Regions from separate parts of the Mus musculus genome. Here region 2 is linked to region 1. Evidence: chromatin contacts called from ENCODE Hi-C or POLR2A ChIA-PET data. All regions are on one chromosome and are shown on one strand. Each heading gives the region's core, a stretch centred on a gene start or an enhancer-like site at or near the end of the contact. The rest is flanking DNA. Distances are from core to core; before and after follow the strand shown. Region 1 overlaps Gm36535 (a long non-coding RNA gene). Region 2 has its middle 16 kb from the start of Gm29935.

What was found. A loop is a pair of places that touch in the nucleus more often than their neighbours do. ChIA-PET counts read pairs that join two places held with the same protein, here RNA polymerase II (POLR2A).
Region 2: POLR2A ChIA-PET joins it to region 1 with 49 read pairs in Patski. The contact joins two enhancer-like sites. A Hi-C loop is called at or near these places in 1 of 37 maps with a recorded cell type or tissue (heart). POLR2A ChIA-PET finds 5 or more read pairs at or near these places in 1 of 5 experiments (Patski).

What each region holds. Positions count from the first base shown.
Region 1 is chr5:111,798,050-111,801,444 of GRCm38, forward strand. It overlaps Gm36535 (a long non-coding RNA gene), which reads left to right. Exons shown (of 2, transcript XR_003955955.1): 2 at 2,822-3,395. Among named protein-coding and RNA genes, the nearest start is that of Gm36535, 6.4 kb to the left of the region's middle. Within about 2 kb of position 1,647, at least 1 of the 3 ENCODE cell types and tissues checked has a DNase peak (open chromatin) inside an H3K27ac peak, as active enhancers do; it is heart, where a contact is called at or near this core.
Region 2 is chr5:111,875,512-111,878,906 of GRCm38, forward strand. No RefSeq gene overlaps it. Among named protein-coding and RNA genes, the nearest start is that of Gm29935, 16 kb to the right of the region's middle. Within about 2 kb of position 1,745, at least 1 of the 3 ENCODE cell types and tissues checked has a DNase peak (open chromatin) inside an H3K27ac peak, as active enhancers do; it is heart, where a contact is called at or near this core.

The sequences.
Region 1 (3,395 bases), core at 397-2,896:
ACCCACCTATCCATCCACCTATCCATCCACCCATCCATCCATCCATCCATCCATCTACCTATTCTATCTATCTATCTATCTATCTATCTATCTATCTATCTATCCATCCATCCACCCACCCACCCACCCACCCACCCATCCATCTATCGATCTATCTATAACCTGTCTACCCACCTATTACCTATTTATCATCTATTTATGTGTTTATCTGTTGATCATCTATGTGTTTATCAGTCGATCGTCTATCATCTATCTATCTATCTATCTATCTATCTATCTATCTATCTATCCATCCATCTATCTCTATCATCTACCTATGTATTTGCCTATCAATCTATCAACCTATCAATCATCTATCTATGTATCTATCAACATACCATCTATTTATCTAATCTATCATAATGTATCTATTTATCTATTATCTATCTATGAATCCCTCTATCAATCTGTCATCTATCTAATCTATCATCTATCTACCATCTCTTCACCTATTATCTAGCTATCTATCCATCTATCCATTTGTCTGTGTCCACTCATCCATCCATCCATCCATCCACTCCAGAACAAGCCTGTCCTGTCTTCTGGTTCCCAGGGAATCCTGCTGTGTGTTCTCACGTGGCTCACTGTTTCTCTGAACTCCAATTCTCTCAGTATAGGTGAAGCTTGGAAACACTTCTACACACCAGGGCAGCGTGAATGTCTGTTAAAGACTGGCCGATATGTTATATCTCTAGACAGATAGTGTGAGTCTAAGTCTGAATCAGTAGAGGAAGGGGACCAGGACTCTGCCTTGCACCCACAGAAGATTCCAAAGTTTCTTTCCTCCAACATAGTGGGTTCCTGGTTCTAGTGGCTTGGAAGGTGGTGGGGTATCCTCCCCATGATGGACACATTTATACTGTGCCTTCCCACCGACCCCGGGGCTTCCCCAGCGGGCGTCACCTCCTACTTACACCCATGGATGGTCCTTATGGGTCCTTATACTTTGTTCTTCTCCATGTCCCAGCACCAGCACTCTCAGGGATGGGCTAGCACAGGGATATTCAACTAGGCCCCCAGACTGGCCCCTCTGATCTAATCCAAACCAAACCAGGAGAGCAAAACCCTTAGAGGCTGCACAGCCACGGCAGAGCCCTCGTATGGAGCTGCAGGCCTTTGGCCAGGCGCTCTGCCTTCCTTGCCTCCGATCATTCTGAGCCCTGAGAATGCTCTAGAGATGCCTTGGCTGTGCAGAACCTTTTGTAAATTGTCTCATTCCTAAGAGCCCTTCCTTCCTCAAGAGAGGGAGACAGGGGGAGAAAGGCAGAGGGAGAGAAGTGAGAGAAGAAAAGGAAGGAAGGGGTTTTTATCTGCAGCTTGAGCCTCTCCTTAGGATCAGAGTTTTGTGCACTGTTTGAATAAGGTCCACAGTTGAAGGTCACTAGCCATGCCTCTCCTGTGATGAGAGCCTGGCTTGGGAACCCAGTTCTGGCCTGTAACTCAGAGAAACCAGCTTTAAAAGCACGAGTCCAGGGTGGGATGCCTCCAGAGTATTGGCTGGAGGGACCCACTCAGGGACCCTCTCTCGGCAGAGGCAGCCTAGAGGGAGGAGAAGAGCAACAAGCCAGAGAAAGAGGCCAGGCTGGGGCTGGGACAGAGAGTCCTGAATCCCATCTCCAGGTGACTCAGTGCCTGCTTTTGACCTTGGCATTGACCTCAAGAGCCTTCTGCCAGCCTAGGATGTGCGTAGGAAGGTCTCCACACCCAGCTTTGGCTGGCCGCCTTCGGGCCAGGTCACCCGAGGCCAGGCTTGCCTCATCTCGGATTCTTTTCCTTCTCCACGCTGCTCTGTCCTGGCTGCTTTGCTCACTGCAAGTCAGCACCCGTCTGCCTTGGACTGGGTCATATTACAACCACAGCCGGGGCCCGGGGACCCAACCACGGTGTGCCAGAGCAGGTGGCTCGCCTGGGACCCTGAAGTGCACACAGCAAGGTCCACGTTCCTGAGTTTTGTACAAAATCGTCCACAGACTTTAGAATCCACCAGGACGCAGGAGTCAAGACAGCTGGCCTAATGCGACTTGAGCAGAGAAGCCCAGCCCTGCTCAAGACAGCCAGCCACAGGAAGTGACTGAGCCCAGGGCCTAGGCCAAGAGCCTTGGCAGGCCAGCTCTGCAGCCTGGGGAGTCACTGGGCTCCTCAAGTTACAGGAGCTGTTGTCATGGATACCAGTGGTTTTATGGTCTAGCAAGTGGAAACACAGGACACCCAGTTCCATTTGAGCGTCAGATCAACAGTGTAAGTCAACCCCTGGCCGTGCTTGGGAGACACTGATCCTAAGGGTCATTCTTTTCTTTTCTGGATTCTCACATACCAGGGTCCCTGGTGTTTGACCCATCAAACGATGGCCTCATTATTCTTGAAGGAAACCCCTTGAATGGAAGCATCCTCTCCCCTGTGATGTGCAGAGTCCCCAGATGTCAGGAACTCAGAGATCATTTCTCCTAGACTGTGAATGTTAGGTACCCAATACAGATGTCAGCAGTGTCTGTGATGTTGATAACAATTAATAACACTTGACACGGATGTTAGTGCTCATTCGCAGAGCGTCCGCTGTGCTCCAGACACACCCTTTGCTCAACTCTGTCACGTCTTCACTCAGGGACCCTGCGCATGGTGGCTGCATCCTGTCATCATGAACCAGGTTGTTCACAGGGCTCATTCGAGATAGATGCTACAGAGTGTGTGTCCCCCAACTGCCATGGTGGGGCGCTGTGCTGAGTGGCTTGTGAGGGTCACCTCATAAAGTGTCGACTGTTCTGTACACGGAAGTTATTCCTAGGTCATCGGGAGGTCTCTACTTTGAAAGTGGGGAAACTGAGTCTCAAGCTCGGGGACATCAATAGTCAGGAAGCTCAGATCCACAGAGAGAAGCTGGCTTCTGCCCGAGTTCCATACTCCTCTAGGCTTCTCCATCGGCCACATGGTAAGTTGGATCGAGGGTAGACAAGCTGGAGCTGTGCATGTCCCCAGCTGTGCCTAAGGGACCCTACTTCCCCTGAGAACAAAGCTATCACCAAGCCTGTCTCTGCTGCAGTTCATGTCCCAGCTGTGGCTCAGGGTCCCCCAATTCCCCTGCTACAGTGCATGTCCCAGCTGTGCCTCAGGGACCCCATGTTCCCTGCTGCAGTGCATGTCCCTAGATGTGCCTCAGGGTCCCCATGTCCCCTGCTGCAGTGTGTGTCCCCAGCTGTGTCTCAGGGTTCCCCCAATTCTCCTGCTGTAGTACATGTTCCCAGCTGTGTCTCATGGACCCCAGTTCCTCTGAGAACAGCATTATCACCAAGCCTGTCTCAGATGGGGTTGAGGTTTCCTCTGCACACAATAAAGGCCCTGGGACAAATGCTTTCCAGCGC
Region 2 (3,395 bases), core at 495-2,994, 78 kb after region 1:
CCCAATACACAAAGCCAGAGGTGTCTCCCAGGTGACTCCAAGTCCACTCAAGACCATGGTGCAAATGAGCCACAGGCTCTAATGGAGACAGACTAGACCTGCTGAGTTGTGGAGCACTATGAAAGAGCTGACCTCTGGTGCCGACTAGGGCTTACAGTCTCAACAGGAGACCCAAAGGCTGAGCAAGACATTGACACAGTCAGATGGCTGCCACATTCCAGGTGTGAGAGAGTACAAAGGTAACTCTTAGACACCTAGAGCTGGGCCTGCTTCCAGAGGCCTCTCAGCCCTAGGCTTCTGCTTGCCTCGTCCTGTTGAGCTCATCTGCTGGCTCCACTCAACACCCTAGCCATTCATTTATTCACTCACTCATTCATTAATTCAAGTACTTACCATTAAGTCATTCACTCTCAAACTCACTTGGTCGTATGTTCATTCATTCATTTCACATTCATTCATTCATTTCATATTCATTCATTCATTCATTCATTCATTGTCTAATGTCCATTGAGTATATATAATGGTTTATTTCTCCCTGTAGTAAAAATACAAAATGAGGCAGTAACTATAGCAACACCACCACTGTGAAAACTGTTGTATAGCAGGGGCAACATCCACCAAACAATGCAGTACCAATTAATCACTCAATTTATTCATGTTTTTGGTCCAGAGTCCTGGAAGCAGGAGCAGAGCCTATGGAGACATAGAGGAGACACCCTGCCTGGCATGTGTACTCCTCAACTCCTGTCCCAGCCTCTCTCTTTACATCTTTACATGGTCCTTACACCATCCAGCAGGAGTCACCCTCAAACCCAGGCCCTGGAAACCTCAGCCCCAAGCCCTTCCCAGGTACCCATGAGCCCTCAGTGACCAGCGGAGAGTCACCCCTGGGCACACCTGTCTTGGAAGTCTCTCCCAATGTCAGAGTGAGGGAGGATGCAAAGCCAGCTGGCCCGCAGCCTTAGGAGAGAATCTGCTTGCTCTGCTTATTTTTCAGCTCCTGGATTCATTAGTGACTTCAGTACTAACTCAGAGTCATGCATGTATCCCTATCTGTCCCCAAGATACTGAGGGTATGAGAACAGAAATTTTAGTTCAGGAAGAACATTGTGATTTTCCAGTTGCTTGTGAATGGGAAGGATCTGGCAATGTTTGCTTTAGAACAAGGAGGCACAGTCAGCCAAGTATCCCACTGCAAGATCCATGAGCTACAAGACCCATGCACCTTCTGCAAGGCCTGTGCAACCTGCTGCAAGACCCATGTACCCCACTGCAAGACCCATGCACCCCACTGCAATGCAGCCCACTGCAAGAGCCATGCACCCCACTGCAAGACCCATGAACCCCATTGCAAGATTCATGCACCCTGCTGCAAAACCCATGCACCCCACTGCAAGACCCATGAACCCCATTGCAAGATTCATGCACCCTGCTGCAAAACCCATGCACCCCACTGCAAGACGCATGCAGTTTGCTGCAAGACTCATGAACCCTGCTACAAGACCCATGCAATCTGCTGCAAGACCCATGCACCCTGCTGCAAGACCCATACACCCCACCACAAGACCCATGCACCCCACTGCAAAACCCATGCACCCTGCCACAAGACCCATACACCCACTGTAAGACCCATGCACCCTGCTGCAAGACCCAGGGTCCCAGAGTCAGGCAGTTGAGGGCCCAAGAGCAGATAACCTACCACCCTGGCCTCAGCATCAGAGAAATTCCTTTTAAATGACTTCATACACTTCCCCACCCACTGAGTTTCACTCTTTGGCTAACAGATGGGATCGGCTAACCATTCCCAGCCCTCAGATAAAGCAGTGTCAGGCAGCGAGGCCCCCTCAGAAAGGCATGCTTGGATAATAAATTCCAAGGCATCCCGCCATCTGCAGACTGCCAATCACAGGGGCGCCGGGCACACCAGGGCTCCCAGCCTGCTGCTGCAAAGGAGCTGGGGCAAGGAGGGGGAACGACCTCAGTGGGTGGGGAGGCAGCCTGCCCACACTGTTGCCCCAGTCTCCTGTGTGCTTGCTTTGCTGTGACCTGTCTCAGGATGCAGGCAGCCAGGCCATCCTTTCCCAGCTTCCCTCCTGCATCCCTGAATATCCCTCTTGCCATTTATGTGGTGAAGCCAAAGACATTGTGGTTTGAAACTCTGCTCGGGAAGAGGCCCTGCTGCCCAGATGAGCCGCCCCCCCTCCTTCCCCTGCAGGGATGGGGCTGTGGTGTCAAATTTCTAGAAGGACATAGAGTTAAATGAGACTAGCTGTGGACTGGTCTTGTTGGTGTGTCTCTGTGGCTGTGGTGGTGGCATCTACAGGGATGCTTGGGGTTGCTTACCCTAGGCTGGGAGCTGTTCTCAGGTGAGACAGGGCAGAGGTTGCTGGGCCCTCAGGTGTCATCACTTAAAGGGACTGAAGTGGCTTCTGGGGCTTGCTCTAAGATGCTGAGCAGGGCTATGTGGACATTATTGTGAAGTTGGTAGAGACGGTCCTAGAGAGGGCTTGGGGAACAAACTAGCCTTCCTTTGCTTTCCCACACTCCTTCTTCTTGGTCAGGTGGCTTTAGCACTCTTCTACAGTTGGGGCCAGGGTAAAATCAAGGCTAGGATAGGCACAGGACAGCCAAGGGCAACCTTGAGAGCCCCTGGCAGACTCTGCAGACTTGGTGCTTCTCAGGTTCAGAGAGGCACCTGTCTTAGCCTTGAAGATCATTGGAGATTTCAGAGAGGGATCCAGATACACAGGCTGTGGCTCTCGGCAAGCTCACATCAACACTGGCAACTATGGAGCTGCTGAGCTGGTCTCAGAGTCAGGCCCAAATTAGCCAAAAGATGTAAGTTGGGGCCACGGATTTCCAGATCTGGGGATAAAGAGGAAGCAGCTAGGTAGAAGGGGCCATCCCTGGTCTTTGCAGTCTTCCATCTATTTGATCCTGAACCTTCTTAGGGGGTTTTAGAATTTAAGTCCTAGAGATGATGGGGCCCACAGCAGAGTGTGGGGGGGGGGAGGCGGCAGGGGGAGAGTTGTCCCAAGTCACATGGCAGTAGACAGGCAAATCCCAGTGTGGTGAATTGAATTTGCTTGGCCCAGGGAGTGGCATTATTAGGAAGTATGACCTTGTTGGAGTAGGCGTGGCCCTTTTGCAGTTGATGTGGCTTGTTGGAGTGGGTGTGGCCTTGTTGGAGGAGGTCTGGCCCTGTTGGACTAGGTGTAGCCCTGTTGGAGGAAGTGCGTCATTGTAGGGGTAGGCTGTGAGACCCTCCTCCTAGCCACTTGGGAGCCAGTCTTCTCTTGTTTGACTTTGGAACAAGATGTAGAGCTCTTAGGGTTTTGTTGCTGTGAACAGACACTGTGACCAAGGCAACTCTGATAAAGGACATTTAATTAAGG